Regions from separate parts of the Homo sapiens genome. Here region 2 is linked to region 1. Evidence: read pairs that join two places in POLR2A ChIA-PET (ENCODE). Cell type or tissue: OCI-LY7. All regions are shown on one strand. Each heading gives the region's core, and the rest is flanking DNA. Links, peaks and the distances in the headings are about the cores only. Region 1 overlaps SYNPO2 (synaptopodin 2). Region 2 overlaps SEC24D (SEC24 homolog D, COPII component).

Region 1 (13,256 bases), core at 6,252-8,751:
CAGGCTGTGTACCCTGGGTGGTTATCACGCTGCTGGAGAGCATTAACAGTAATGTCAGTGACCTGAGAGTTCAGTTTACGAATAGTATCTGAACACGGCCATTTTGATGGAATTCTTTCTCTTTCATTTTTATAAGAGAAAATAAAAAGAATTATCTTAAAAAATAAAGAGTTCTTCAGGAGGCTAAGGCAAGAGGATCACTGGAGCCCAGGAGTTCAAGATCAGCCTGTGCAACGTAGCAAGACCCTGTCTCAAAATAAATTAATAAATATTAAATACATTAAATTGAAGAGTTCATACATATACAGTCATGCATTGCTTAACGATGGAGATATGTTTGAGAAATGAACCCTTAGGCGAACATCAGAGAGTGTTCTTAAACAAACCTAGATGGTATAGCCTACTACACACCTACGTTATATGGCAAAGCCAATTGCTGCTCCTAGGGTAGAAACCTACACAGCATGTTACTGTACTGAATACCCTGGGCAATTGTAGGATGATGATAAGTACAGTTGACCCTTGAGCAACACAGGTTTGAACTGTATGGGTTCACTTAGGCACATTTGTTTTCAGTTATAGTTACACCACATGTGCCTGCCTCTCCTGCTTCCCCTTCTGTTTCCTCCCCTCTTCTGCCTCTGCCACCCCTAAGACAGCAAAATCAACCCCTCCTCTTCCTCCTACGCAACATGAAGACTGCTCAACATGAAGATGACAAGGGTGAAAACCTTTGTAATGATTCACTTCCACTTAATGAATAGTAAATATGTTTTCCTTGTGATTTTCTTTTCTCTAACTTACTTTATTGTAAAAATACAGTTTATAATGTATATAGTGTACAAGATATTAATATGTGTTAATCAACTGTTTATGTTATTGGTAAGGCTTCCAGTCAACAGTAAGTTATTAATAGCTAAGTTTTGGGGGAGTCAAAAGTTATACGCACATTTTAAGCTTTGTTGGGGGTTGGCGCCCCAGCGCCTGCATTTTTCAACGGCCAACTTATTTGTGTATCTCAACACATCTAAACATAGAAAAGTACAGTGAAAATATGGTATTATAATCTTCTATGACCACCATTGTGTGGTCCTTTGTTTACTATCACATGTAGCACATAACTGTATTATTATGTATACATTGATTTAAATACTGATAATTTATAAAAATTTAAAAATCAAACATCAGGTCCACGACAACAAAAAATTAAGCAATTAAGCCCAGTATTAATGATTACAGATTAGAGAGATCATGTTCCAAAACATATTTTTGGCACTCATTCTGGCTGTGTATATTTTACTTGAAGGTAATCATTTCTGAGACTGGCTTATTCAGCAAGCTGCTGTTAAAGTTATTTTGCAAAAGATTTAGACTCAGTCTCTTTCTACTCACACATATAGCAATAAACTACTTCCCAGTGGCCTCACTGGGAGTCTCTATGTCCGTATCATGGAATTGTGTGTCTGAGTTTGGAATTGATTAACTAGAATTTATACAAAGAAGAGTGGCCAAAATAGTGAGGGTATTCTAAACTTTTTAATATTAAGAACAGATGAAAGAATGGGGGATATTGAGCCTGGAGAAAGCAGCTTAGGATAACTATCTTAACTATTAATATTTTAATATATACTAGAAAAGCTGTAATGTGGAAGGATTGAATTTACTTTCTGTGGCTAAAAAGGGCAAAATAAACACCGATGAATAAAGGACAATGGGAAGCAAATTTATGTTCAATATAAGACAGGCTTTGCCAAACTGAACAGTTCAAAAATCAAACAGTCTCAGAAGGTAGTAGCTGGTTCATTGGCATGAGTGGTATCTTCAGAGACTAAATGACCATTTTTGCTTAATGTTTTATAAAGTTTGATCAGTCAGTAAGCATTTGGCTGAAGATTCTAAAGTCTCATTCTATTTCTAAGATTCCATTGTAGAGTTGATTATGTCTCCAGTATCCATTCTCACCACTCTAAAAGCCATAAATTTCCATTTGATGACTTGTGTAGTTCACTGGCATTGCATTGTGGAGTGGTGGGAAGGGGTTTGAAGCTAGGCTAAGTATTTGGTGCATTTCATTTCTCTGGCTACAGTGATTGGGTTGGGGTGAGCATGTAATTTAATCCAGTTCTGATGTCTTGAGAATTCTGGGACTAATATGCTTTCTTCCCATGAGTTATGCATTGAGAAGTATGTAGTCTCTACAGTAACTGGTAGTCATCTTAGAACCACAGGAGAGATCTTGCCTAGAATGAAGTCAGCAACAAGGAAACCAAGCAAAGAATTGAAGAGAGAAAGACCTGGACCTGATCACATCACGAGACTAGTAGATCCAGCCTTTTCGAAGCCAGGTGTCCCAATGGACTTTTCGATTACACGGGTCAGTGGAGTCTCCTTTTGATTTAAGCTGTTTAAGTGTATTTTTCACACATGCAAATAAATTATTCCTGATTCTTATCCAATTATGTGTAAAGTAGTATCCCATTCTCAGAAAGTGAAAAGAGACCAACTGCAGTCTGCATACAAGGGTCTACACAGCAATCAAGAGATCTCGCTAAAACTGATCTCTGAATCACGTAAATCCTAGTTTATCCAAAAAACTGGTCTCTATAACCATCAGTATCTCTTTCAGAATAAACCATGTTAACTAGCATTGCAACTGAAAAATTAATAAGAATTTAAAGATCTAAAGCAGTTTTATAGAAACTTTTCATCCTACATGTATAAACTCAATCCTTTTTTTCTCCTTGCAAGGTTACTGTCCAAAAAAAAAAAAAAAAACAACAACAACAGCAAAAAGCAGCTATGACCAATCTAGAAATCCTACAGTGTTAATGACCTCGTGAACAGATTATATTAACTGCTTAAATAATTTCTTGATTTGATTAAGGTTTTGGTAACTTCTCAACACTAGAACTATAAGACCCATAAACTATTCTGTATGTTGTTTTTCAATCCTCCTTAACCTTGGTTCTATAGAATTTGGGTTTTGACACATATTAATAAGTCATCCTTAGCTGGATTCAAAAGTTATCATCCTTACTTATCTATGTTTATATGTGATTAAAAATAAAAAGTGAAAACTACAAACATATACTGAGGCTAAATAGTAATATCAACCTTGCCTCCAGGATAGAACTTTCCTGGCTGCTGACTTGTGGCCAATTGATATGCTGAAGGTATTGATGTTTTCCCTCAGTCCTCAGGGCATCTGGCCAGGGCCAGAGGCAGACTAAGACCCCACATCAGTAGCCTCTGGTCAGGAGCAGCCTTGCCTGTTTGCCCAAAATGCTGTAGAAATATTTTCATTTCCTACATATGGCACTGCAATAAAAATTCCAGGATGCACTACCCTAAATAACATGACTTAAAGTTCTACCTTGTTCCTTATTGAACTTGATATAGTCCAACTTCGGAAACCTATAATAAATATTACTTTGCCAGCATATTTGTAAAGGAAACTTAAGGCTTTCCTTTGAACTGAATTCAAATAATTTAAGAAAACCCCGAACTTATTTCCTTTTTCATCATTGACATAAAATATTTTCACTTGTCTTTCCTCCTTGAACATTATTTATTTTTATGGCCTTTTTCTTAGTGCTCCTCCTAGAAAAATGGATTTTTAGCAAGTTCTGGTATTAAAATAAAATTGTGAATTTTCAGGGTGGAGCATGTTACAGTTCATGTTTCCTCGCAGCATTGCTATTCATGGGCAAGATTCATACAGCTACAGAGAAGTGAGAAATTTTGTTGTAGGGACCACACATAGTCCTTGGAAGATTTGTAAGGGACACTCCACAAAGACAGGTTCTTGTTTCAATACAACGATCCCAATGAACTATCGACCACTTTTCTATCAGTTTTATTAACAATGGTTATTTAAGGTTATCAGTTTGAAATTACAGAAAACAAATTCTTACACAGGTGTTCTTATGTTTCAACTTAATATTGACGTAGAGAAAACCATTTTCTGCCGAACGTGAACCATAAATTTAGTCTGTGCTCAGTTTCTATGAAGGCCTCTTGTTTAACCAGGATAAAAAAATCGATTATCTACAAAATATTAAATCTAGGTATTTGTTGGCCAATGTAAATCAGAACCAGTCTAAGTAATTTAAGTTTATAACCAGCAGAAGATAAATTATTTCAAGATGCTTACTTTCATAGGATAAAATATTTTATTAACAATAACATGTCAGATGCAAACAAGTTTACAAGCTCAAAACTCTGCTGTAACTCTGAAGGAAAGGATGGGAAGCTTTTCGGAGGACTTATTTTTCTAACCTGGTATCTTCTTTTGAATTCCACCTTAAATGGTGCCTTACTTCTTGTGGGGTCAGTGGTGCCTCTATCTCAGAATACAGGTAGGCCAAAGAAAATGCTCTCATCTATTTTTGAACATCCTGGGATCCTCAAAGTGAAAATTCTTATAAATAGTAAGAAATATATGAATAGAAGACTGCTTGGAAATGATCCTATTTCAGTCAGAAAAAAAGATGCCTTCTGAGAGAAAAGATGACAAGTATGTGGATGACCACAAAATCCAATGGCTTACTTATAGCAGCAGGCACACTGCCTATACTTCATTATGCTAGATTCACAGCTTGCAAAATGAGTAATATGAACAGAGTTTAAAACAAGTAGAAATTTGAAGCAGTGACGGTATTCAGAACAAAAACTGTAACTCACCAAATTCAAATTACTGACTGACGTAGTAAGGAGTTTTCACCCAGGAAATAGACAAACATTTACTGATTTTTTTATTATGTGTAAGGCAGTCCCTATACTAGGCATTCCATAAAAGCCTGAGGCATTTATTGGCAATCCCAACCAAAGAGCTCTTGATTCAATTTAGCCAAAGGAATGGAAAGAGATTAATTGTATACAGGTCGGTAGTAATGGATTGGGTGTGGAGCTGGTTTCTGAGAATCTGGGATCCCACTGATTTGCTTACATAATTTTCTATGCCTCGCTTACTCCAGGGTATTCCTGATCTATACAGCAGAGATAAGTTCTTTATAGAGTTTAGATTATAAAGAAAAGGAGTGCTATGGATTTATTTCAACACAGGATTGGTTTTCCCTGCATTTCCTGGAGGAGTAAAGCTCCTTGGGAGCACATCATGGCTATATTGTATAAATTTTTTCACAAAAGAACCTATCAATTTGTAATTTTCAGTAAATATTAAAAACAATAATAGCATAATAACTCTAGATATTTGGGGAATTGTTTTCACAAATTGAAATGTCAGTAGTATAATAGTTTAAATATCATAGCAAGCACCCAAACTAATAGTCAGAGACCTAGGTTCTCATCCCAGCTCTCCTACTTATAGCTCTGTGAATGTGGACAAGTCATAGACCCCTCAATCCTGAATTTTTTTTTTTACTTATGAATCCTTAATTTCTGAGGTTTATTGTGAGAATCCAACAAACTGTATTCTTTTTTCATTGAAAAGTCCTGTAAGGTATTTTATCTATCTTTATTGAACATGTATCTAAGATATGATAGTATTTTCACATCTCAGTTAACATAATAAATATAACAATATAATGTTTATTGTATAGCACTCATTTAAATCCTTAATTCAATTCAATAAATCTTAATCTGAGTCATCCCTGTGGGTAAAGAATTCACAAGTGAGATATTTCCCTCTCCTCAAGATACTTACCATTTTTTTTTTTTTTTTTTTTGAGGCAAGGTAGTGTTGTGATGCCCAGGCTGGAGTGCAGTGCCACTAACATGGCTCACTGCAGCCTCAACCTTCCGGGCTCAAGTGATCCACCCACCTCAGCTTCCCAAGTAGCTGGGGCTACAGCTGTGCCACAATGCCTGGCTAATTTTTTTTTTTTTTTTTTTGTAGATATGGGGTCTTCCTATGTTCCCCAGGCTGGTCTTGAACTCCTGGGCTCAAGCAATCCTTCCACTTTGGGCTCCCAAAGTGCTGGGATTACAGGCATGAGCCACCTCACCCAGCATATGCTATTTGTAATCTAATGGAGGCAATACACCCAGATAGAACCCCTCATTTATTCCACAAACATTCGCTGAATTCTGCTAGATTACAGGCACTGCCCTAGGCCCTTTGCTGCAAATAGGAAAAACCCTGTACCATGACTTCAAAGAGCTTGTGTTCTCATAAAAAAGGCAAAGTTTTTTTAAGCTGCAAATTATTCCCATACAATATGCAAATGCTATACAGAAGTATGCACCACACAGTTTAAGTAAGGGTGGGAAGGAAGCAATGAAGGAGATGATAAAAAGTACTAAAATATGATAACTAGAACAACTGACAAAAAGTCAGAATCAAATTTATGTTAAAATTCTAACTGTGTGATCTTTTACAAGTTACTTTATTTCTCTCTTAGCTTCTAGGTCTGTAAAATGGAAAAACAATTCTCATAGGACTTTTGTGAGGATTAAATGAGGCAAGTGTAGATAAAGCATTAGCATTATACCTGGCACATAATAAATGCTCAGAAGTTTCATTATTGCTAACATATATGGCACATCTATATTATCTCTGCTTGAGTACCTAATACAATGTTATTTAAACAGCAGATTATCTGCAAATTCTTAGAGTTCTATCTGGCCATTATTATGAACATTAATTTAAAGACGTTTATCATTATAACCATCTATTCCAACAATATACTATTGAAGATGTAGTTTCTATTTACTAAATTAATACTAACCACCTGCTTATTGGTCCTTTTCCCTTTTCTTCTAAAAGCAGAATGTAGACAATAAATAAATTAGAAACCAAATGTATGCATCCACGATAAATCCGTTGATTGAAGGTTTTGATTAATGGAATTTGACTTAAACCAGACCAATCGATCTATGATAATCACTGTATATTTTTATTAGAAAATGTACACATGTACTTTTTGGAACTTTCCACAATAATTAGCTTAGGAAAAAGTTATTTCGATTTTGTAGAGCCTTGGGAGATAATTGAGCGACTCTATTTGTACAACAAAAAAAAATGAGGATTTGGAGAAATCATTTGGCTAAAGTGAGGGGCGGGATTCCATTGAAGAATAAATGAAGTACAAGTTCTTCTATTAAAAACTAAAAGACAGCTCTTCACTTTACTTAGGAAAATGTAGCAAAATTTTTTTTATTTTTTTCTAAATAAATAGTCAAAATGAGATTAGAAGCCTTATGGTTTTAAAACTTTGAGAGGCTATATGATTTTCTTATAGGATACTCAGAATTCTTTATGTTGATATAAATTTAGAGATACATACAACTCAGTTACTCATGCAAACTTAGAAACATTCCATTTGAAAAGATCCAAAGAATTGGCCAGTTCCTTATTTTTATGGCAAATAAAAAGTAGCCACTAAACTGGCTTTATTACTATGATTATTATTTGCTTCTGCTCTTCCACTTCCTCTTCTTTCTCCTCTTCCTTTCTCTCTTTCCCTCCATCCTTTCCTTTTTCCCATTTACCTTTCTTTCCTCCATCCTTCCTACTTTTCCTTTATCTCTTTCTATACATCTTCCTTCCTTTTTCTTTTTTTTTTCTTTATGTGGCCAAGGACCAGGTACTTTCCTAAATGCTGGCAAAGAAACAGTGAATTAAATAGACACAGTTCCTTCCTCACAGAGCTCACAAACTTCTATGGAAAACTGTTAATTAAACAAGTGTGTCTATCACAAGATTATAAGTACTACAATCAAGCAAGTATGGGACAAAAAGTACATGGCTGTGGATTGTGGCTTAGTTCATGAACAAGAAACAATTTATTACCCAAGGCTTCTGAAGCTGCTTTACATCTTACCACATAGGTATTTATATATCAGTATACAAATACAAAAATACAACATAATCAAACTTTGTCTCACAGTATCCCAAGATAACTAGGTTTAACCATTTTGATTCACTCTAATAAACAGGCTAACCTCCTTCACCAGGCATTTATAAAATAAAGGAGTAAATAAAAGAGGGTTAAAGAAAAAGCATCTTTTTGTATCTGCATGGGGATGGCCTGAGACTTTCGGTAATGTCTAATCTTTCTACATAAATGTTACTGCAAATATGTGGGTGCCACTGGAACTGGTCTGGAATTTCAAGTCTCAAAGTACTAGTTATGACCTCATAAAACCTATGCCATCTGGTTTTTTTTTTCCTTGCATGGAGAAGTTTTAAAGTTTAGTATAGAAGGACTTATTTTAAATTTATTTCTTCCCACACAAATTTATATGCAGGTTGGCAAGCTTTCTCAAGGATCAACATTTCTGACTTCATCTAAGGGTTTTTTCCTTCAGTGTAATCACAGATGACTGTTTTCCAAATGCTTTTTATAAGTTTTGATTCTGACCAATTAGCTAATAAACCCCTACATGGACTGATTAGTTCTGTACAAACAAACCTCTTGCCATAAAATATCAACACTTCTTAAAGGGCAACATGTGAACTGTTACCGTCCAGTTCTAATTTATTGTGCCTACTTGCCTTCTTGGAGAATGGCAGCAGGCCAGGCAGGAATATCTAGGCTTGTTTGAAAGCTCCTTCTGGGTTGCCTAGCAAACCTCCTGTGATGGGAGCCAAGCAGCCTGGCCTCTGCAGATCCTGAGTACCCTGCAGACAACCTCCTCCTCCCAGGATGGAGTTCAAGAAGTATTCACAAATGTACATATTTAATACATTTCCATTATAAAGGCAAAGTTTAATCTGTGTAGATCAACACAGTTTCCTGACCAATTTCTGTATAATGCCAGTACAACACATACAGGCAGAATGCATTTTTCCAAAGTTGATAGCACAGGTAAATTTTATAAAAATTCAAATGATATCTATCTATCTATCTATCTATCTATCTATCATCTATCTATCTATATATCTATCTATCATCTATCTATCTATCTATCTATCTATCTATCTATCTATCTATCTATCTATCTCATTGTTTAATAACAATTACTAGGTAGCAGCACAGCATTTGCAAACTCTGTAGTCAGGACATTAAATATTCAACACTCTCCAAAGTTTTGAAACTCAAGCACATACCTCTTTCTCTCTCTTTCTTACATGAAATTTCAAGAAAGCCCTGGGAAACAGCATGGTAATGGAAGAAAGACTTTTCTGAGAGTCAGAGGACTTGCGCTTTAGACTCGGTTCAGATACCACCCAGTTGTATAGCCTTTAATGATTCACTTTACTTTTCTAGGCCTCAGTTTCCTCATCTGTCAAAGTACAGGACTGGTCAAGGTCATCTTTAGGGCCCTTTTTGATCCTAACATTATGTCTTATCAATAATAAAAAATAAAGAGAATTCAGCAGCTACAGTCAATGAAAGAAATGAAGAGTGAATACCTGAATAATGTCAAATTATGGATTTTTTTAATGCAGAAAATATCCATGGCAGAAATTTCATCTTGCCTCTCTGCCCAGAACCTGCTAGGATCCAGGCAAAGCTGTGCATGTTGGGCAAACTAGCAAGACAGACCAAGACAGTTAACTTGCATGAAAGTTTTGGGTGTTGCTTGAAAAGAAAAAAGGAGAGGGAGAAGACTCCAGAAGAAGAGTGAAGGTGATACAGGAGGACAGCTCAGTGTCTCCCTGAGTTTGCCTCTAAGAAATAGATTTCAATTGATGAGCAGGGGTGCCCTACGCAGGGACCAATAGAGGGTAAATCAATGCTGCTTCAGTATCCCGTTAACCAAGTGGCATCCCGCATAGAGTAGAAGCATTCTCATTCCCTGTGGATGAAAGGTCTGGAAGAAGGGAATCTGCTCGTGTACTGTGGGGATTTGACAGACTTAAGGGAGCTGGACAACAGCACCCTGCTCCTCTAGAGAAAAGCCTATTTGACTATAATAATCATCATCTACATTTATTACATTTTATAACTTACAGCATTTTCAGTTTTTGTTTCATTACACCATTTAACAAGGTGCCTCTTTTAACTGATCATATTCTTTTCTTTGCTTTAACTGATAAAAAGTTCAGAGACCAAACTGCAACCCAGCTCTCAGGGTTGCTGTGTGTTTTTGTATAGATTTGCACCATACAACTCCAGGAAGTGCAATATATTACCTTTTAATTATGTGCCATTACCATTTAACCATGGCAGAAAGAATATTTAATCACCTTTATTATTCTTTTTCTTACCTCTAACTGATCATCAAAACCTTTCTACTGCATTACCTAAACATTTCTTAACAATGTCCTATTTACCTCAGCCCACTCCAGCTGTCATAATTCACATCTTTATATTCCACTGTTGAAATAGCTTCCCAGCAGCTCCATACATATATAAAAAGTATTTTTCCTCTCTCACCAGGACTCAAGAATTATGTGAAAAAAATTCATTTTTGCTAATGCTTTGAATAGTTCCCTATCACCTACTCACAGGAGGAAGAGTTGTATCATTGCTTGCAATAGCCTACCTAATCTGGCCTCTGCCTGCCTCTCTAGCACACCTCCTATAATCCCCAGTTGCGTTCTCCATTCACATGGAAGTGCTTACATTTCTGCAAACACTCCATGCTACACCTTTGTCACTGCAAATTGGCATGCTCCATCTCCTGCAACCATATTTCTCCTACTCATCTGCCTGGTGGATAATCTACTGCCCTCCCACCGACTACTGTGCACATTTTGGAGGCAGGATCCATGTCTAATTTATCTTTGTTTGCCCAGTACCTAGCAAAAATCATGGTACTTCTTAGACGTTTATTTTAAATATCTGGAAATTTCTGAAATGTCAAGGTTGGGGAATTGTCACACTGAGATTTCAGAGCACCAACTCTATACTGTAATTGTTATCCAAACTCACCGAGCAGAATTATAATTACACACCCCACCCATAAGTTTGTGCAGGAAGGCATACATCACTTGTTTATCCTTAAAATAGTTCCCATTTCCTTTTCTTAAAAATATACTGGGGACAGAATTAAACTGACCCGCTGATTTTAATAATTGAATACAACTACTTCAGGAACCCTATTAGGATTAGATTTTAATAAGTCTAAAGGTAATGAATGTTGTTCTGGAAAAGCTGCAGAGCTCAAGATATCTAGGCCTCTGTCCTTACAGACCAGTCTTGAAGGACAAGGGGGAAACAATGACAAAGATCACAAGCTCTGCAGACCTGGGGCTTGTACTAAGGTGGACAGCCTGAGACATAGGTGACGATAATAAACTATGACTAGAAAAACATGCCACTGGAGTGGGATTTGGAGGTAGAAAAAAAAAATGACAAGGTGTTACTTCCAAGTCAGCTGGGCTTTTGAGGCCAACAGTCATCTGGTTTAAAACTGGCATATTACTGGCTGGTGAGCCTAGGTAGCAAATCACATCTGAAGGGCTTCACATGTCAGTCAGTCCAGGTAATAAAATTATATTTTCTTGGGTTCTCTTATGTTAGGGATATGTGCCATCCTCATGTCTCCCTAAAACACATTTTTTTGAATAACCATGGCACTGAAATGATCACATTCTTAAAACTTCGGTGCACTCCACCAAAATAATTAAACTGTAAACACAGATTCTAGCAAAGTGCTACATCTTGCCCCACAGTGAAATTAATGGTGCATTTCTGTGCACATCCCATGCAAGGAAAACAAGCCTATCCTTCACTCCAAGAATTTAGTGGTTGCAGTACTGCAGCCATGGAGGTGATGTGATAGACTTTACGTGCCTAGGGCAAAAATGTGCAGAATAATTTTCTATAAACCAGTAGTATGTTAGCTATTCAACTCAAATGCACACTATTTGGGCTTTTGCAACTGAGAGACTGACAGAAATAGAATTAAAGAGGAGTTGCTTCATTGCCTATAGAGTGGCCTAAAGAAAAATCTTCCTTTAAAACAGCAGATATACCAGCAGGATAGATTGTCCAATTTCCAAATACTGAGCTTTGCCTGGTCAGAGAAGACAATTGGAAAGAAAATTTCTCCATATCATTTTGGAGATTCTACAGCCCTCTAGCACGTCCACATAGGAAGTGTGCCATATATCTCAGGATAGGGCCAAAGGCCAAGTGCCTGTCAAGTGTCTGAAAAGATGGGTATATGTGGGCAGAGGTAGGAGAGGAAATGCCAGCATCCATGACCATCCAGCCACACTGACCAAGGGCTCGGGCTTCTTTGCTCTGAGTCCCCTAGTAACTTCTGTGTTGCCGATGTACAGAATGCATGTTTGGGGAAATATTTCCACCCTCTTAAGGGCCACATTGTTACTCAGAATGCTCATAATTCTGTTCATCTCTAATGATAACAACTAAAAGGCAATGGCCAACACCAAATTAAAAGTTTCTGTATTTTGCATTTAAAATATACTGTTAACATTTGACCCTTTCCGGCCAATTGTAGATTCCCACGTTCAGGAAAAATGGGCAAAGGATTTCTGCAGACATGTACAGTCCTGGAATAAGGATATACCTGTAACATAAGAGATTGCTTTTTGATATGTCTGTAACTTTGTATTGACTTGCTGGTCTTTAATCTGCTGGGGAATGCTATACACCCACACGGAGCACTTGGGTACTGCCTTTCACATTTAAATCTTTGATTTACTGACAGATGTGTAAATCTGATGTATCTAGACAGCTCCCGTCAACTACATATGTATTGAAACACAAATTACATAAAAGTGCAAATTATTCCAGCTGAGATCATCATTAATTGAAACTTAGAATAACAATTCATTCAAGACTTTCTTAAAAAACATGTTGCCACATGAACTCAGGTTTTTTTTTTTTTTTTTTGAGTGCAGTCTATTGAAATGTCTGTCCTTTCCTCGTGCAAGAATTTTTCCATAAGAGTGGTTCTGGAAGCTGAGAAGGAGTTTCAATATAGGGGTAGCACAAAGGCTACAGAATGTTAAGAGCCAATATCTCTCCTAAGTAGATCTGTATTCTGCAGGCATTTTCTCAGCTGGACTCAACAGCCAGGATCTACATTCTAGAAGAGATGCTACAGGTCAGCTAATATCTTGTTTGTATTTCAAACTAGGAAGCAAACTCAAAGTTCAATATTTGGGTTCTTAAATTGTATGTTACTTGTGCAATATGGCAGAAACACCAATTTTCTATTATTATTTTTTAACTTATTTTGGGTTCAGGTGTACATGTGCAGGTTTGTTATATAGGTAAATTGCATGTCATGGAGGTTTGGTGTACAGATTATATCATCGCCCAGGTAATAAGCACAGTACCTGGTAGGTAGTTTTTTGATTCTCTCTCTCCTCCCCAATCCATCCTCAAATAGGCCCTGGTGTCTGTTGTTTCCTTCTTTGTGTTCATGTG
Region 2 (8,813 bases), core at 3,953-6,452, 170 kb after region 1:
AAATTTTATTTCTTAATCCCCTTCCACAAAGCCTCAGTGGGAAACAAAATAAGATTTTTACCTCTTATGATTACAGATGATAAACTTGGGAGACTTTTCCTCTTTTGTCACTTCTCAAGGTTATTCTTGAAAATCAGCTCATTGATACTTAGGAAAAGCTTAGGTATAACCAAGGGCTTTAACACTTATATAGATTTTTTTTTTCACTCCGATGTAAATGTTGGATTGTTTAAGGAGGAAGGAACATTATTAAAAAGGGCTTTCCCGTATTCATTATATTTTGTTTTATTCCAGTACGAATTTACTGATTTTGAAGAAAACTGCTAAGTTGCTGAAAGTGTTTTCACATTTATTACATTTATAACATGTCTATATATTTTTAATTATTTGTTGTTAAATGAGGTACATACTGAGGCTGAGAACATTCCCATATTCATTGACATTTTTTGAACCATGTGATGATTACTAGAGTATGAGTTTTCTTCTCTGTTTCTTATCTTTGTAGACAGGCTTCCCTGCAGGTAATTAGATCTGAAGAACATATAGCACTGTCTGCCTGTGAACACATGGTTCTACCCACGGGTGCTGACTACTCCCTAATGCTGACTGAGCTGGGGACAGTATTCCTCCTACATCATTACATTCATGGCATCTTGGCTCTGTGAGCATTCTCTGGTGGGAGAGCGTTGCTTGCCTTCTTATTTCCCTGCCACCTTATCTCGCACACACACAGTCCATGGCTTTACCCAACTTAGGGCGCCAGAGACTGGCCTTGCGAGTGCTTCTCATGCAGACCTTTGGTCAGTTCTTAAACGCACCTTGCTGTGGAGTTGAATCATTGGCTTCTAGACTCATCCCAGCCTATGGCCTAAGCCTCTTGGTACGTCTCTCTCCTTACATTAACTATGGTTTCCACTCAGGGCAAATTGGATATCCCATTGAGACCAGATTGTTAGTTCTCTACCCTCACTTCTCTTTCTAAGGAAGATCTTGTTTCCTCTCTCAACCTGAATGAAATCTGCAACCAAATTCATGGCTATCATTCAGTCTTGGGACCTGGATTTCAGGAACCCTGTGACAATTCATTTCTCTGTGCTTTAGTTTTAGAGGAAAAAATCCTGAGAAGGGACAGAGGCTTCTCCCAAAGCATTTGGACAAAGTCCTCCAGCGAGCCCACCAGCTCCTCAGATGTCTTCACCCAAGCCCCCAGCTTTCTTAGAAAGGTGACCAAAATCATACCCACCATGAAGAGCAGCAAGGATCTTCAGTTTGCTGTGACTCTTTGGCCTCCTACCCAAAGTGTCGGCTCAGGGCCTTAAAAGGCCCAGCCACTTCCAGGAAGAGAAAAACGACTCAGAATTCTTGTGTCTCAACACAGCAGATTATGTTCCCTCAGGTATCCATTCCTAGGAAGCTGCCATGTTTATTTTCCAATAGAATTATTCACACTAGGCTTAAATATGTGTCCCTACAAGGAAGCCAGACTCCCATAGATGTATGCTGACACCTGTCTTCTTTTAGGTTTAACAAAGACAGAGGTTTGTTGGAGTTAGAAAGAACCCAGCAGGCTTGCTTTAGTGATTCCACTCTTATTTCCTTGCAAAGTGTCCAGAGATTGTCCAGTGGGGAGTATGTGTGGTCAGAGACATGCAGGAAGACAGGGGCCAAAGGGTAGTACATGATTTATGGTATGAGTTGAATGTTGGCTTACAAAAGATGATAGACAATATTAAATGCTAATGAATATAAAATAAAATTTAAAGGGAAAACATTTCACATATTACATTTCTGTGTGTAGATGTGAATGAATTGTATGTTATACTATGTGGAAACTACTGTACTATGCATTCTAAGATAGCCGAGGCAGCATCCTCCATCTCATCTAAATGTAACAAAATAGCAATTTAAGACCCTCAAAGTTTACTTACCTCAGCTGAGCCTGTCAGTTGCTACTTATGTAATCTTTTCAAGAAGTTGAATCTTCCAAATTCAGAGATCCATATGTGCATAAGAACCTTATAAAATTTACTTTAAAAGAAATGGCCATGATACAGTAACAACGTAGAACAATCAAGCCTCAGTGGGTTTTTTTTTTAAAAAAAGAACAACCTCAGAAAACAGTCTTGTTATTCTTATGTCAGTTTCACAGCTAACAATAAATAATGCCAAATTGTTGGCTTAAAAACAAGAAGCATTATTTGTATGGTTTTTACAAATGGCAATGTTGTTCTTTACAAAAAGTTTAAAACCAGAGCATTGGTAGTTTTTCTAAATACTTTTATTGGCAGTGGTTTAGTAGCCAGCCCTATTAATCTCAAGGCAACAGGAGTTCGTTTTTACAGAGATACCAGGCCATATTTGTCCAAGTGCTCAGTATGTGACTCATAAGTGTTCCTGTGCTATTGGATGACTTCCAGATCTTTGCCAGAACTAACCTTCTTAGACATTTGAATCAAATTAAAGTTCCTTAGCTGAGATCTTAGTGGTGTAGTCTTTCCCTAATACAGTAATCCTCTCCACTCTTAAGCGCAAACATTAAAAGATTACCATGCAAACTCCACATGGGTGAAGACATCTCTTAATTAAAGCATAATAAATATTGTAGTTCATAGTATAGTTCAAATAACGAATGTTTATTTCTGTTAGGTATATTAAAAATTCAAATAGTTAGAAAAGTCAGAATTCTTTTTAAAAGAGGTAATAAAATGGGGACAATTGAATTTGGGTTGTGACAACTTAAAAACACCAATACTTTTATACCCTGTTTCTCTAGGATGGTCTAAATCATAAATGTTCTTTGTCATCAATAACTTATAGAATAAGAACCCTCCTCTTTTCCAAGACATGTTTTTAAAATAGTAGGTATTTACGGTATACTACATTCCAGCTTTAAAATACATTTTTCCAGATACTAACTCCTTTCCTCTCATAATAAATTTTGAGAACTTACTAAATTGTCTGTGTTTATGAAAACAAAATATTTTCTTTCCTATTTTGTTTTTATTAGTTCCACCATTCTATTTCCAACATCTGGACCACATTGGAAGAAGACTGGACCACTATGAGAAACCAGAGTTATCTCTAGGATCTTATGAATATGTTGCCACTTTGGATTATTGCAGAGTAAGTGTTCCCAGAACTTCAAGTGTTTATACATTGATGTTAAATTCAAGTGAATAACTTTCATATGTAAAGAACTGACTCTTGATTCACAAACAAAGCATTTTGGTGGTACCATGGAGTGGTAGAAATGCCTAAGACACAGATCCCATCTCCTAGGTTGTTAACATGATTCAACTGCCAAACCATCTACTGGAGGAATTATTTTTAAAAACTGAAATGTGGTGTCAGAAATAGAAAACAATAATTTTTTATGTCCTTGCCAGACAGAATATACCTGGTTCTTAATGCAGTAGTTCCGTACAGTGCCTCTGCCTCCCTTATTTTGTAAAGAGTCTCAGAAAAACTTCCCTTCCAAGAGAAAAGCTCAACCAAAATGGTTAGTAGGACTATTGACGTGTTTCTGTACCTCCCTTCCCTCCTGTTGCTACCACGATGGTTTGGACTCTCAGAATCCCCCTTACACTGTCTATCTCAGCAGGCTGAGATCCTGGCCTTTGATTTTCCTGCTCTATAATGTCACCATGAGACACGCCCCCACACTCACTGCCTCTCATAAACCTCTATTGGTTATTTCTTTTCTAAAAAATTAAATTAAAAAAAATTTAGCTTTCTTTGTAAGGCCATTAAGCATTGCCCCCCAAACTATCACCTCAGCTGTCTCTTCAGTTATACAAAACTTTTCACCACATACTCTGAACTCAGCCCCTTTGACAACTCCATGCCTTTATACCAGATGTTCATCTGACCAGAGTATCTTTCCATTCTCCTGTCACATCTTACATACCCCAACTGGCAAACCCCTCCCTATTCTGTAATGCCTGGCTGAAATTTTAATTGTGTATATGCATTTGCAACTTTCTCTGTCTTTATCATGGTAATTATTTACTATAGCTTCTGTTTTTTCACGGAATTTGGTCTATATCTCTATTTTAGCATTTATCCCCATGGAATTTAAACCTTCTTATATGTCTGCCGTCTTCTTAGATTCTGATATCCTCGTCATCTTTATGACATTTACCACACTATCTGCCATGGGATAGGTAGTTGATCAGTGTATGTGGAATGAATAAAACAATGAATTTGCGGGTATTACTATTCCCAGGACTAGCCATTTCCCTTGTCCAGTGTCACAATGACATCATTATGGATACCTTGCAAGGCTTTAAAATTCTTCACTGATTTGAAAATCACATCTTCTTGCGTATCATTCAGATTTCAGCGCATATCTGAAGCACCATGTGTAGACTTGAAGAAACAGGGCCATTCTAACTTATTTTCTTATTTTCTCTTCTAAAAATGAGTGCCTACTAATGCCCAATTCCCAGAAAACAGCTTCTGACCCACAGATTTCTTTCATAGATGTTTGCAAGGCGAGCAGTCATGTATTGAGTGTAGATGATAATGAACATTTTTCCTAACTAGAATTTTTTTCAGTTGACTGGCTCTTAAAATTTTTTCCATTAACATAACTTATTGCATTTATTTTACTACTTTATATGATTATTTTGCAATATACTACGTAGAACTAGTTGTTAAAGAAAATGTGATGCTTTATTAGTTTAAGATGTTGCAACATCTGAACATACTTAGGGAAATTTAGGAATATTTTTGGTACAAATGCTTTATTTTAGGCAAGAAGCATGTCCTAAAATACAGTGACTTTTGGACAGTTTAGTTGTTCCTAACTGCTGTTAACTGAAGGAGAATCATTGGGCAACATGCAAACATTTAATGTTTTAATTCAATGTAAGAAAGCCATTGTAACTAATGATGGAAAATTTATTTGCCGATCTTTGCAACCATAGTATAAATCTAACCCTGCTCTCAGTTTCTAGTTCTCTGCCAAAAAAGTGACATGATCTTGATTATATGCTTTTTTAGTAGTAACTTAGGCAGAGAGTCAAATCTGTTTCTGGGAACAAAAGTCTTAGTATCTTCAAACTCTGTTATCTGGAAATATTCCAGAAGTCTAATTGATGGGAAATCTCACCCAGCCAGGCAAGGAACCAAATAAAAATTGTACATTTTGAAGAACTTTTTGTAAGCATAATCTTCCTTTTATTATTCCAAGTAGAGTTCATAATAAATATGCTGTAAACATCTTCAAATTTGATTATAATTTAAAATGTAAATAAAGTATAATAATGAGTTGGCTTAGCTATTCAGACAATGAAAAAGCTTATTTAATTTGTACATGTATTTTTTACACCATGCACTTGGAAAGAGGAATTACAAAATCACATTTTCCTATTCATCTTGGCTCATCTTAATGTTGATTTTAGATGGTAAAATTAACATTATTGAACATTTACCATGTGCCAAGCTGTAGGCTAAATTCTTTCTATGTATTGTATCATTTAGTCCTCACGGTGAACCCATGTGGTGCGTACCATCATTACTTGAGGAAACTTAGGCTTAGAGACCGCGTAAGTGCCAGCTTCAGGCCATACATCCAGAAAGTAACAGAGCCAGACTGAAAACCGTATCTGTGTGATCACAGAAGCCCTATTCTCTAATCAGTACACTGTGTATACATGAGCAAGTATTAACACAATCATCCTGGAGTTCCCTCAGAAAAAAAAAGGCCTCAGCTTTGCCATATAACTGAGAGTTTATCATTAATAAGTTTATGGAATATATCTGCATGTAAAGTGTACTTGAAATGTGAAGTCTCCATCCAAGTCAGCTTTTTTTTTTTTCTGAACAAAAATGTAGTTTCTTCACTTAATTTTAATTCACTTTGACATTACCAGATGCCTAACATGTCTAAGGTACTTGTCTGTGTGCTGTAAGGCATAACAAAATTAGCAAGATAATAAACCTGCTCTCAAGGTACTTACAATGTATAGACCTGATAAGAAATGTCTATAGTTTTCATATAAACTCAAATATGATAAATGCAGTAAGAATAGAACAATCATAGTGCCGTAAGAAAACAGGATTGGGAAGGCTTCATAGAGGAAGTGACATTTGAGCTGATTAGATTATGAGCCTGGACATGACAACTAGGACAGTGAGCAGAAATAGTTTCACAAACTTATTGACAATTTACTCAGATTTCTTTAGGGGCTAGGCAGACATTGTAGATGAAGTGACATGGACCAGGATAATTAGAGAGTATATTCCCCCTTCCCTCAAAACATATTCAAATTCAAATATTTTTTCAAACACTATGCCAAACAAAACACTTTTCCAGCCAAATTCTTGGCTTAGGCCCACTAGTCTGTGACTTTTGGACAGGAGATATTTTGGAAATGTAAACTACTTAAATTGTTGGGAGAATGTGTATTGGGAATAATGGGAAGTAAAGCTGGGACATTGTTTTGAGACGCAGTCTATCTTTTTATTTTCCCCTGGGTCCAGCATTGTATCTTTGATTTCTTAGGTTTTTATACATGTTTGTTAAATGAGTATCATGGTAAGTCTTGAATGTCAGGCCATTGAAGAACTTACCTTAATTCAGTAGGCCATGAGGACAATTAAAGGTGAAGGTGGAGTTGTTCCATTCATTCATCCATGCATTCATTCACTCAGTCAACAGTTAATGAGCACTGTTTGTGGTGCCATGCTCTGTGCTAGGCTCTGAGGACTCAGTAAATTTCCTGTTCTCAGAGAAGGAAGCATTGTGATCTGTATTGAGCATCAGACAGTTTATTCTGACAGCAGTCTGTATAATGAGAGGAGAGATTAGAGGCAAGGGAACATTAGAAATTAATGTAGTTGTCCAACTATGAGAAAATGAGGGTAGTACGATAATTCCCCCGAAAATTAAAAATAGAATTACCGGCCAGGTGCGGTGGCTCATGCCTGTAATCCCAGCACTTCAGGAGGCCAAGGCGGGCAGATCACGAGGTCAGGAGTTTGAGACCAACCTGGCCAACATAGTGAAACCCCGTCTCTACTAAAAATAAAAATAAAAAAAAAAAATTAGCTGGCATTGGTGGTGGGCACCTGTAATCCCAGCTACTTGGGATGCTGAGGCAGGAGAATCGCTTGAACCCGGGAGTTGGAGGTTGCACTGAGCCGAGATCGCACCACTGCACTCCAGCCCAGGTGACAGTGTGAGACTTCTTTAAACAAACAAAAAAAAAATTGAATTACCATATGACCTAGCAGTTTCACTTCTGGGTATATACCCAAAATAATTGAAAGCAGAGTCTCAAAAAGATATTTGCATATCCTTGTTCATAGCAGCAGTATTCACAATAGCCAAAAGGAGGAAGCAACCAGGTGTCTATGGAAGAAGAATGGATAAGCAAAATGTGGTATATACGTACAATGGAATATCATTCAGCCTCAAAAAGGAAGAAAAGTCTGACCCATGCTACAACATGGATGAATGTTGAGGATGTTATGCTAAGTAAAATAAGCCAGCCACAAAAAGGATAAATATGGAATGATTCTATATGAGGTATGTAGAATAGTCAAATTCATAGAGACAGAACATGGGATGGTGATTGCCAGGTGCTGGAGAGAGGAAACAGAGGTTGTTTAATGGGTACAGTTTCAGTTTTGCAAGCTGAAAAGCATTCTGTGATGGATGGTGGTAATGGTTGCACAGCATTGTGAGTGCACTTAATGCCACTGAACTGTACGCTTGAAATGGTTAAGATGGCAATTTTTATGTTTTCTTCGCCACAATTAAAAATAATAGAAAAAGAGAGAAATTGAGGATCTAAATTTGGCTACTGGAACTAAAAGAGCCACGTGGGCCTTCACAATTAACTGGTTGTGGATGCTAAGTGAGGTGGACAAGTCCATGGAGACAGTGAGATTTCAAGCCCAGGTTATTTTAGCTTATCGTGTTTTTTTATAAGTTTCTTGTAGGAAAGACCAGTATAGTTGGAGAGATGTTGTCATAATCTCTAAAATTTTGAGTCTAAGGTGCTGGCAGAACTTTTATGTGGATGTGTGCTGTAGTTAATTGGAATGCTGGTCTTGAGCTCAAAAGGAATCATGATGAGAAAGAATTTGAAGAGTTGCCTATATAGAGGTGCTGGTTAAAACTGAGCAAATGAACGAGATTTCTGTGATGGACGTGGGTGGGAGGAGAGAAGTTGGATAAAGATGAGAAAATGAAAAACAGAAGCAACAGTTAGAGAACTGGGAGAGGAAATGATGCTTCAGTGTCCTGGCAGCTAAGAGAGCCAAAGTGGTCTGGTGTGCCTGAAGTTGCAAAGAGATAGAAGAGATCTAGGATAAGAGCTGGATTTTTATTTCAAGTCACTGTACTTTGCAATCTGGATGGTTCAGTGACCTTTAAGAGAGCAGTTGTAGTAAGGTGGCATGGAAAACCAGCATTTTATAGAGTACATACATGTTAAGCTTGGCTGGACAAAGCCAGCTGGATTGAATGGGTAGAGAAATAGATTAAGAAAGCTAATGATGAAGCCATGACAGTTATCTAGGCACAAGATGACAAGCTTTCAGATGGTTAAGAGTAGGGATGGGCCGAAACATTGTTAAAGAATCATTCTGAAAGTGAAAACAATGGGACTCAGTTATTGAAGGAAAAGGAACAGCCAAATCTAATTTCACACTTTGAAGCCTTGAGTTGGCATGTAGTGACGTTATTCCCATATAGAGAAATGGGAAGAGAATGTGATTTAGAGGAACGATGAATTAATTTTGAATATTTCAAAAACCAGTTATAGTGAAGCATTTCTGTAGAAATGTGCAAATTGGAGATG

Evidence for each region. Peaks named below come from ENCODE experiments on the same cell type or tissue, not always from the same donor. Only the 100,000 strongest peaks of a DNase experiment are listed, where the experiment ranks them.
Region 2: POLR2A ChIA-PET joins it to region 1 with 5 read pairs; 2 of 35 experiments call an interaction of 5 or more read pairs at or near these places.

What each region holds. Positions count from the first base shown.
Region 1 is chr4:118,923,349-118,936,604 of GRCh38, reverse strand. All of the region lies in intron 1 of SYNPO2 (synaptopodin 2), which reads right to left. Among named protein-coding and RNA genes, the nearest start is that of SYNPO2, 41 kb to the right of the region's middle. In OCI-LY7, for the core only: no CTCF peak of the experiment used is centred there; no DNase peak of the experiment used is centred there.
Region 2 is chr4:118,759,112-118,767,924 of GRCh38, reverse strand. SEC24D (SEC24 homolog D, COPII component) reads left to right here. Exons shown (of 23, transcript NM_014822.4): 10 at 3,008-3,123. Among named protein-coding and RNA genes, the nearest start is that of SEC24D, 73 kb to the left of the region's middle. In OCI-LY7, for the core only: no CTCF peak of the experiment used is centred there; no DNase peak of the experiment used is centred there; H3K4me3 peaks cover 810 bases; H3K27ac peaks cover 884 bases.